Linked DNA regions of Homo sapiens: regions 1 and 3 are each linked to region 2. A link is a contact called in ENCODE Hi-C or POLR2A ChIA-PET data. All regions are on one chromosome and are shown on one strand. Each heading gives the region's core, a stretch centred on a gene start or an enhancer-like site at or near the end of the contact. The rest is flanking DNA. Distances are from core to core; before and after follow the strand shown.

Region 1 (3,252 bases), core at 34-2,533, 180 kb before region 2:
GTACAGTTAGTTGCGATGGTAAATTTTACATGTATTTTAGCACAATTAAAATATACGTATATAATACATCTATCTATGCATCTAAACCAGATGCTGCGAGACAGGAAGAGGAGCTGGTGAAGGCATGCAGTGCTGGAAGGGTCCTGAGGGGGACGGTCCCTGCCTAGGGTCCCCTGCGCAGCCTGGGAAGGCTGGCCACTGCTGTCTGCAGATGAGCTGGTTGTCCCGGCTGTCCTGGACTCCCTAAAGGCAGGTGCGCACACAACCACTAGAGGGCAGCATGGGCTGGCGAACGGGGAGCCCGGGCATGAATGATTTCAGGGTTCACACGGGTCCTCAACTTCTCCAAACTGCAAGAGGGGAAGGGTCATTCCGGCCCACGCACCACGCAGGGTGGCAGTGAGGCTGAGAGGAGAGAACAGATTGCAAAACTAGAAAGTGTCCAGCCTGGGCCAGGCACGGTGGCTCACGCCTGTAATCCCAGCACTTTGGGAGGCAGAGGCCGGTGGATCACCTGAGGTCAGGAGTTCGAGATCAGCCTGACCAATATGGTGAGACCCTCGTCTCTACTAAAAATACAAAAATTAGCCGGGCATGGTGGCGTGTGCCTGTAGTCCCAGCTATTCAGGAGACTGAGACAGGAGAATCGCTTGAACCCGGAAGGCGGAGGTTGCAGTGAGCCAAGATCATGCCACTGCACTCCAGCCTGGGCGATAGAGCTAGACTCTCTCTCAGAGAAAGACTCTGTCTCAAAAAAAAAAAAAAAAAAAAAAAAAAAAAAAAAAAAAAAGAGAAGGAGACCAAGGTGCAACTTTCTTCGGTTGTCCCGAATCCGGGTTCATCCCACACCAGCCACCTCCACCATGCCGTGAAGTTTGACCCCAGAGAGATCAAAGTTGTATACCTGAGGTGCACTGGAGGTGAAGTCGCTGCTTCTGCGCTGGCCCCCAAGATCGGCCCCCTGGGTCTGTCTCCAAAAAAGGTTGGTGATAACATTGCCAAGGCAACGGGTTACCGGAAGGGCCTGAGGATTACAGTGAAACTGACCATTCAGAACAGACAGGCCCAGATTGAGGTGGTGCCTTCTGCCTCTGCCCTGATCATCAAAGCCCTCAGGGAACCACTAAGAGACAGAAAGAAACAGAAAAACATTAAACACAGTGGGAATATCACTTTTGATGAGATCGTCAACATTGCTTGACACACGTGGCACCGATCTTTAGCCAGGGAACTCTCTGGAACCATTAAAGAGATCCTGGGGACTGCCCAGTCTGTGGGCTGTAATGTTGATGGCCGCTACCCTCATGACATCATAGATGACATCAACAGTGGTGCTGTGGAATGCCCAGCCAGTTAAGAAGCAGAAAGGAAAATATTTCAATAAAGGATCACTTGACAACTGGTGGAAAAAAAAGAAAAAGAAAGAGTGTCCAGCCTGGGCAATGTGGAGAAACTCCATCTCTACTAAAAATAGAAAAATTAGGCAGGGCCAGGCGCAGTGGCTCATGCCTGTAATCCCAGCACTTTGGGAGGCCGAGGCGGGTGGATCACCTGATGTCAGGAGTTCATGACCAGCCTCAACATGGAGAAACCCCGTCTCTACTATAAAAATACAAAATTAGCTGGGCGTGATGGTGCATGCCTGTAATCCCAGCTACTCGGGAGGCTGAGGCAGGAGAATTGCTTGAACCTGGGAGGCGGAGGTTGTGGTGAGCCGAGATCACGCCATTGCACTCCAGCCTGGGCAACGAGAGCGAAACTCCGTCTCAAAAAAAAAAAAAAAGAAAAAAAGAAAAATTAGGCGGGCGTGGTGGTGAGCACCTGTGGTCCCAGCTACTTGGGAAACTGAGTTGGGAGATTCACCTGAGCCTGGGATGCAGAGGTTGAAGTAAGCTGAGATCGCACCACGCCACTGCCCTCCAGCCTGGGCCACAGAGCGAGACCCTCTCTCCAAAACAAAACAAAACAAAAAACTAGAAAGTGAGTGATATGGCTGTGGAATTGCTGCCTCTGTCCTAGAGACACGCCCTTTTGGAGGGAGACCTGTGTCAGCAGACTGAATTCTTCATTGGCTCAAACCCCCACCTGCTAGGAGGGGCCCACCTGGAAGTCCCCATGCTGCTACCCTGCAATTCCATACCTGGGAACCTGGGCACAGTAAGCACAGAATCAGAGCTGGGACAAAGGACAGCATGGTGCACTGGGAGCCCTGAGCCTTTCTGATGGTCACCCTGTCCCCAGAGGCCCCTTTCCCGAGGGCACACCCAGGTGTGAACTTCACCCAGCACAGGCCACAGGCCAGCCCCTCCAGGGCAACCCAAGCCCCTCCCTACCCTGCTAGAGAGACAAATGGTGGGAACCGGGAATTGAATGGGGGGATGGGGAGAGGGGAGGAGGCTGAGCTGATGAGGAAGAATTGCAGGGACTGAGAACATTTTCCAAAAAATGTTCTCCTCACTTTAATGTACAGTTTATGTAACAAAATAATCTATGAAGTAGCAATTTTGACATTGCCAAAGAGGAGGAAGCTGCACATCAGAGAGCTGGTATAACTGCACAAGGCCGCACAGCAGAGACAGGATCAAAGCAGGTCCAGTGAAAATTCTATAGTCCTCCACTACAGACCCACTTCAGAAATCCATATTCTAGAATGTTTCAGAACCCATCGTGTAACACAGGTGCCAATGTCCAACTGAAAAAACCTTTAATGTCTGGAGCTCTGCATCTCTGCATCTTTTTTTTTTTTGAGACACAGTCTCACTCTGTTGCCCAGGCTGGAGTACAGTGGTGCAAATACAGCTCACTGCAGCTTTGATGATGTCCTGGGCTCAAGCAGTCCTCCTACCTCAGCCTCCCAAGTAGCTGGGACCCCAAGCATGCACCACCACACCTGACTAATTTTTTAAATTTTTTGTAAAGATGGGGTTTTACCATGCTGCTTAGGCTGATTTGGAACTCTTGGCCTCAAGCAATCCTCCTGCCTCGGCCTCCCAAGTGCTGGGATTACAGGAGTGAGCCACCGTGCCCAGCTAAGACCTGCATCTTTTTTTTTTTTTTTTTTTTTTTTAGAGATGAGGTCTCTCTATGTTGCCCAGGCTGCTCTTGAACTTCTGAGCTCAAGTGATCCTCCTGCTTTGGCCTCCCAAAGTGCTAGAATTACATGTGTGATCCACCACGCCAGGCCAAGACCTGCATCTTAAGAGGGGGAGTTTAGACTGCAGGCCTCTTGCTTGTAAGTGACATATAATTTTC
Region 2 (3,441 bases), core at 117-2,616:
CGGCTAATTTTTGTATTTTTAGTAGAGACGGGGGTTTCACCATATTGGCCAGGCTGGTCTCGAACTCCTGACCTCAAGTGATCTGCCCGCCTGGGCCTCCCAAAGTGCTGAGATTACAAGCGTGAGACAACGAGCCCGGCCCAGTCTGCTTCTTTATTTAGCCTGATCTCTCTCTCCTCTCTCTACGAAGATGAGTTTTCTCACAAACTACACCCTTAACTGGGAATACCCGTTTTCCTGCCTCACTCCGCTGAGCTTCCCTTAGATCTTAGCTTTCTGGGGGACAGAAGCCTCCCGGGATTCCCCCTAGGCTGAGTGATGTGTCTCTACTCCGTGCTTCAGAGGAAGGAGGGCTTTCTGCCCTCGCAGCAGTATCAGAATTGCTGATTTACCTGTATGTCTCCCACATGGGTCTCTGAGCTCTGGGTGACAATGGTGATACAATTAATAACAGCAACAAACACACAGCATTTACTTTGTACCCATAAGTGTTCTAGGAGCCTCATTTCCCCTTTATTACAATCTTAGGAGGCTGATTTTATTATCATCTCTGCTTAAAGGATGAATAAACCCAGGCAGAGAGAAAAAGCCAAAAGTGCCTAAGGTCACAGCAGGGAATGGGGATTCAAACCCCGCTGCTGGGCTCCACGGTTCACACTCCTAACTCCAGGATCGAGGATCCTGGAGGATCGAGTCCGCCCGCATCACTCGCTCTAGCTTCACCATCTATCAGGTGCTGAACCACCGTCCGCAGTACGAATGAATGAATGAAATGCTTTTATACAGGGACAGCGTCGGCCTCCTCTGTCAGCTCCTCCTAGGCCCGGGCAGCCCCGCTCCCTCCCGCCCCGGCCGGCCGACAGGAGCTGCCCCGGCACTGCGCTCCCTCGCGGCCGCAGAACGCCCACCCTCGACAGCGCGCGGGGTCAAGGGGCGGTGACAGCCGTGCGGCGGGGGCGGAGATGCTACCAGCTGGGGTGTCATCCAGCCCGGGAGGTGACACGCGCCCCCTCGCCCGGGCGGTCGCCTGGCCGCCCACTCCCCGCCAGCACGCCCGGCGACGCCCCCCGCCCCGCCACCCCACAATCTCCCGCCCAGCGGTGTCCCCTCAGCCCCGGTTGGCGTCCCATTCCACTTCCCTCCCCTCCCCCACACAACCGTCACCGGCGTCCCACCGCGCCCCATCCTCCGCCGCCTCCGCCCCGGCTCCCGGGACTTCCCCGGCCCCGGGCGATTGTTGACACTCACCTGCCATGTCCCGGACCCCACCGCAGAGGGAGGTGCATCACGGCCGCGAGAAGGCCGGGGACGGCACTCCAGAGCAGACAAAGGGCGCCGCCATGTTAGAGTCGGGCGGAACCGACCTCGCAGGCTTCCCGGCTGCAACTTCCGGCGCATGCGCAGCGTCCTCGCTAGGAGAGCGCCCATAGACAGACGCATGCGCCTAGCTATCCAAAAGTTCCACCTTACAGTACTTCGGCGCTCAGAGTTGTCCTCATTGTACCCCTGCCTTGGTTTCTCTTCCAAATATAACAGTAACATCATGTGTTCAGCTCTTACTGTGTGCCAGGCACTGTGTTAAGCGCTTTACATGCATTATCTCTTTAAATCCTCACACCAATTATAAGATAGTATTATTCTCCTAATTTTAAAAAAGGGAAAACAGACTCAAAAAGTGTAAATCAATGTCCATGGTCACATATCTTGTAAGTGGTGGACCGGAGATATGAATCTACTTGTGGCTTCAAAGCTGCAGATCCCAGTTGTGTTTTTCTACCTTCTAAACCGAACATTATCCCCTTCCCTGATTGTCTTGGACGTGAATAAAGGTGTCTGAAAACAAAAGTGTCTGCAGACTTGCATGGCCCCTCCGTGGCCCCTCTTCTACCTTTTTGGTAGCTCTAGGCCACTGACTTCTCCACTTTCTCACAGTCTGAGGGCTTTCTCCTTTGTTTACTTCTAGGCCTGCATATTTTCCATAATCTATAATTTTAACAACACTCTTGCCACTACTGTAAGCTCTTTTGCCCCCTTGCCTTTTTGTCACATGGATTTGGTAAGAATACCAACGCTGTGTGAATCCAAATGCACCTTTTCTCTTTGTTAGCTCCCAAACAGCCAAGCACAGCTGAAGAAAGTATGCAGTGGGGAGACTGTTCCCTAGAGATTCATGTCCACTAGCCTTCAGTGGGATGCAACATATGCCAATCTGGCAACTCACTCCTGTCTTCACAATGGCTAGAGAAACAAAAAAGCCCAGCAGTTGACTTCACCCCTTCTTGTCTTTAGGTTTTTTTTTTTTTTTTGGAGACAGAGTCTCACTCTGTCTTCCAGGCTGGAGTGCAGTGGCGCTGTCTCGGTTCACTGCAAGCTCCGCCTCCCGGGTTCACGCCATTCTCCTGTCTCAGCCTCCAGAGTAGCTGGGACTACAGGCGCCCGCCACAACACCTGGCTAATTTTTTGTATTTTTAGTAGAGACGGGGTTTCACCATGTTAGCCAGGATGGTCTCGATCTTCTGACCTCGTGATCCACCTGCCTCAGCCTCCCAAAGTGCTGGGATTACAGGCGTGAGCCGCCGTGCCCGGCCGTCTTTCTTTTCTTTCTTTTTTTTTTTTTTAGATGGGGTCTCGCTATGTTGCCCGGCTGGACTGAAACCCCTAGGCTTAAGCATCCCATTTCAACCTCCCCAGTAGCTGAGACTACAGGCATGTGCACCCACAACTGGCTAACTTCACCCGTTCTTTTTAACTATATTTTTAATTTTTATTTCAGTAGTTTTTGGGGAACACATGGTGTTTGGTTACATGGATAAGTTCTTTAGTGATGATTTCTGTGATTTTGGGGGACCCATGACCTGAACAGTGTACATTCTACCCAAGGTGTAGTCTTTTTTTTTTTTTTTTTTTTTTTTTGAGATGGAGTCTTGCTCTGTTGCCCAGGCTGGAGTGCAGTGGCGCCATCTGGGCTCACTGCAAGTTCCGCCTCCCAGGTTCACGCCATTCTCCTGACTCAGCCTCCCGAGTAGCTGGGACTACAGGCGCCCGCCACCATGCCCGGCTAATTTTTTGTATTTTTAGTAGAGACGGGGTTTCACCGTGTTAGCCAGGATGGTCTGGATGTCCTGACCTCGTGATCCGCCCGCCTCGGCCTCCCAAAGTGCTGGGATTGCAGGCGTGAGCCACTGCGCCCAGCCAACCCAAAGTGTAGTCTTTTATCCCTCACCCCTCCCACCTTTCCCCCTGAGTTCCCAAAGTCCATTGTGTCATTCTTATGCCTTTGCGTCCTCATAGCTTAGCTCCCACCTAAAAGTGAGAGCATATGATATTTGGTTTTCCATTCCTGAGTTACTTCATTTAGAATAATGGTCTCTAGCTCCATCCATGTTGCTGCAAATGCCATTATTTCATTCCTTTTTATGGCTGAGTAGTATTCCATGTTAT
Region 3 (3,649 bases), core at 850-3,349, 230 kb before region 2:
CCTGAGTAGCTGGGATTACAGGTGTGTGCCACCACACCCGGCCAATTTTTGTATCTTTAGTAGAGATGGGGTTTTGCCATGTTGGCCAGACTGGTCTCGAACTCCTGACCTCAAGTGATCCACTGGCCTTGGCCTCCCAAAGTGCTGGGATTACAGGCATGAGCCACCTCACTTGGCCCAATTTTAACTTAATTATCTCTGTCAAGAGCCTATCTCCATATACAGTCACATCCTGAGCTACTAGGGGGTAGGACTTCAACATGCACTTCTGCAGGGGCCGCAGTTCAGCCAACATCATCTTTTTTTTTGAGATGGAGTCTCGCTTTGTTGCCCAGGCTGGAGTGCGGTGGTGCAATCTCGGCTCACCACAACCTCCACCTCCCAGGTTCAAGTGATTCTCCTGCCTCAGCCTCCCGAGTTGCTGGGACTATAGGTGTGCGCCACCATGCCCAGCTAATTTTGTATTTTTAGTAGAGACAGGCTTTCGCTGTGTTGGCCAGGCTGGTCTTGAATGCCTGACCTTGCCGCCCGCCTCGGCCTCCCAAAATGCTGGGATTACAGGCGTGAGCCACCGCGCCTGGCCTCAGCCAACATCATCTAAGGGCTCTCACGGAGGGCCTCCCAGCTGCCCGCCCTGTGGGCATTTGCACATATCCTGACAAGCCTGAAAGAAGCTCCGGGTGCCCATTGTTCAGTCCAGGTGCCCATTGTTCCCGGGACTGAGGCCCGGGAAAGGGAAGCGACGTGGCAGGGCCAGCAGCAGACCCTGGGCCTTTCTCTAGACTGAGCACCATTCCCCGTGGGTGTGCTCTCAGCGCCGCACCGACCTTCACACTGCAGAGATGGATGCCAACTCCCTGGCAGGGGCAGGACTGCTGCCGAGCAGCCCCACCTGCCCTCCCAGCCACACCCCAAGTCTGTAAGGGCCGCTCCCAGGAACACCTGCTACTGCACACTCCAAACCAATAAAGTTTTATATTTTGTTTACTTCAACGACCCTCCTCTGTGGTGAATCTCAGTCTCCCCCATCCCTGACCCCCACCTTCTGCTCCCTCTGCCCTTTCTGTTTGTGAAAGCAGGATGGGAGCCGTGGTCCACCTGTTCAGCTCCGCCCTGCTGGACCCAGGTGAGGCCTGCCACCTAGTGGACCCAGGGAGGAGCATCAGGAAGGGCGGCCCCGGCCTGTGGGAGGAGAAGGCTCAGGCAGGCTCGGGCTGCAGGAGATTCCACACCGAGTCAGAGCCGGAGGCTTTGGGAAGCTGGAACCAGACCTTACAAAAAGCAGGCAGAGCTGACCTCCTGGCTGTGGGGGAAGAGAGCCCCAGACCTCAGGCTGAGAGGGCACAGCTGATCTCTGGCTATGGGGGGATAGAGTCCCTACTCTCAGACCCTGGGCTGAAGGGTCAGAGCCCACACTTCAGGCTGCAAGAGGACAGGACCCACACCTAAGGCGGGGCAGGACAGATGGAGCCTGGGACTTCGAAGGGGCATTGGGTGGTTCAAGCCCTCAAGGAAGATTGCTATTTTTTTTTTTTTTTTTTTTTTTTAGACAGAGTGTTGCTCTGTTGCCCAGGCTGGAGTGCAATGGTGTGATCTCAGCTCACTGCAACCTCCGCCTCCTGGGTTCAAGCCATTCTCCTGCCTCAGCCTCCCGAGTAGCTGGGATTACAGGTGCCTGCCACCACGCCCGGCTAATTTTTTGTATTTTTAGTAGAGACAGAGTTTTACCATATTGGTCAGGCTGGTCTCGAACTCCTGACCTTGTGATCTGCCCACCTTGGCCTCCCAAAGTGCTGGGATTACAAGTGTAAGCCACTGCGCCTGTCCTCCCTCAAGGAAGATTTCAAGTAAAGTGGATGCCAGACTTTAGCAGGGACAGAGACCAGAGACCAGCCCAGAGACACCTGTCCCTTCACCCCACACTGCCCAAATGGGGAGCCCGGGCAGCAGCTGGCTCCAGGCACCCCGTGTGCCTGGAGCTGGGACCTTGCCCTTCTGGGCCTCGAAGGGTTAACACCCCTGGCTCTCCTCCCCTCCCCTCCCCTGGGCCTTTGACCCCTCCCAGCCTCTCTCCTTCCCTCCACCGACACCTTTGCCCAGTGACGTTGGTCTGTCCTTACGCAGACCTGGCCGGAGGCTGGGGCTCCTTCCGGGGCTGCCATGTTCTCTCTTCCATCCCTCCCCTCCTGGCTCCCCGGCCTCCCCTCCCTCGAGTGGGGCTCTAGCCTCCTTGACTCCCTCCTGCAAGGTGAGCACCTCGCCCCATTCCTGCCTTGGCCCCGCCCCCTTCCAGCTCTTTGCAGTGCAGGGTGGACCCCACCCACCTGGTCTCCCGACACCCCTGCCCCTTGGCCGCCCCCTCTGACCCTACCAATGAAGCCTGCCCTCCTAACACCCCTGCACGCTGCCTCGCTGCCTCCCTCCCGCCCCCTCAGGCCTGATCGGGGCCCTTGGAGTCTTGGTCCTGAACAGCCTCCTGAAAGTTTACTTCTTCGTGGGCTGTGCCAAGTGAGTGCCCACCTCATCCCCCCAGGGAATGTGGCTGGGGGCACGGGGACCCCCACCAGGGGTCGAAGGTGGCAGTTCTGCACCCCTGCCCACACCCATTCTGTCCCCAAAGTGACCCGCAGCGGCGACCCGAAAAGGAGCGGCTTCGGGCCCAGTGGGCCTCCCTGGAAACGGTGCACCTGGCAGGGCTGGCCCTGTTTCTGACGGTCGTGGGGTCCCGGGTGGCTGCCCTCGTGGTGCTCGAGTTCTCCCTCCGGGCCGTGTCCACGCTGCTGTCCCTGGGCAAGGTGAGGCCTCCGGGAAGGCAGTGGGTGGATCACTCCCCAGCCCAGGGCCCGGGCTCACCCCCGGAATGTGGGCAGCAGGGCCCAGGTCCAGCATCCCAGCCTCTTCGCCGTATTTTCCGTAAGACTGAGAACAGAGGCTGCAGGTTGCACCTTTGGGTTTGGTTGCGGAAGCGGCCACACTCACAGTGGACACAGTCCCAGTCCCAAGAAGACAAGAGCGACAGTTTCTGTAGATCCGGCCCCCCAAATGCCAGGCCCTGCGCCGAGTGCACCGTGTGCATCACGTAATCCTCACAGCCACAGGGGTAAAGGTTTGCTCTGATTCCCCATTTCACAGATGGGGAAACTAAGGCTCAGAGAGTATGTGGCTTGTCTATGGTCAACAGATAGAGTCAGGCTTTGGACCCAGGTCTCTGAGACTCTGAACCACCACCCTTCAGCTAACAGATGGGCCCCAAGTACTAAGACATGATTGAAGGCTGGGCGTGGTGGCTCACGCCTGTAATCCCAGCACTTTGGGAGGCCGAGGCAGGCGGATCACCTGAGGTTAGGATTTCGAGACCAGCCTGGCCAACATGGAGAAACCCCATCTCTAAAAACAAAAACAAACAAACAAAAAAATTAGCTGGGCATGGTGGCGGGTGCCTGTAATCCCAGCTTCTTGGGAGGCTGAGGCAGGAGAATTGCTTGAACCCAGGAGGCGGAGGTTGCAGTGAGCGGAGATCGAGCCACTGTACTCCAGCCTGGGTGACAGAGCAAGACTCTGTCTAAAAAAAAAAACAAAACAAAACCCATATGATTGAAATTAAGGTGAGAGAGATGATCCCCTAGGGCTTCATCTGAAGCCGATGTGG

What was found. A loop is a pair of places that touch in the nucleus more often than their neighbours do. ChIA-PET counts read pairs that join two places held with the same protein, here RNA polymerase II (POLR2A). Pooled maps may share reads with other maps.
Region 1: a map of gastrocnemius medialis shows a loop between it and region 2 (3-fold over the local background). The contact joins the enhancer-like site here to the promoter of ZBTB17 in region 2. A Hi-C loop is called at or near these places in 4 of 168 maps with a recorded cell type or tissue (gastrocnemius medialis, heart left ventricle and transverse colon) and 5 of 50 pooled maps. POLR2A ChIA-PET finds 5 or more read pairs at or near these places in 9 of 52 experiments (AG04450, H1, HEK293 and 6 more).
Region 3: a pooled map shows a loop between it and region 2 (2.1-fold over the local background). The contact joins the promoter of TMEM82 here to the promoter of ZBTB17 in region 2. A Hi-C loop is called at or near these places in 1 of 50 pooled maps.

What each region holds. Positions count from the first base shown.
Region 1 is chr1:15,791,933-15,795,184 of GRCh38, forward strand. It overlaps the pseudogene RPL12P14. Among named protein-coding and RNA genes, the nearest start is that of UQCRHL, 14 kb to the right of the region's middle. RefSeq lists an enhancer at 1-345. Within about 2 kb of position 1,284, at least 3 of the 41 ENCODE cell types and tissues checked have a DNase peak (open chromatin) inside an H3K27ac peak, as active enhancers do.
Region 2 is chr1:15,974,735-15,978,175 of GRCh38, forward strand. ZBTB17 (zinc finger and BTB domain containing 17) reads right to left here and starts at 1,367. Exons shown (of 16, transcript NM_003443.3): 1 at 1,249-1,367. RefSeq lists enhancers at 231-340, 1,232-1,731 and silencers at 761-1,090, 1,131-1,230.
Region 3 is chr1:15,740,400-15,744,048 of GRCh38, forward strand. It overlaps TMEM82 (transmembrane protein 82), which reads left to right and starts at 2,100. Exons shown (of 6, transcript NM_001013641.3): 1 at 2,100-2,248; 2 at 2,436-2,508; 3 at 2,621-2,795. The coding sequence starts at 2,161. SLC25A34 (solute carrier family 25 member 34) reads left to right here. Exons shown (of 5, transcript NM_207348.3): 5 at 1-993. All of the region lies in intron 1 of SLC25A34-AS1 (SLC25A34 and TMEM82 antisense RNA 1), which reads right to left. RefSeq lists enhancers at 1,210-1,279, 1,681-2,461, 3,422-3,649.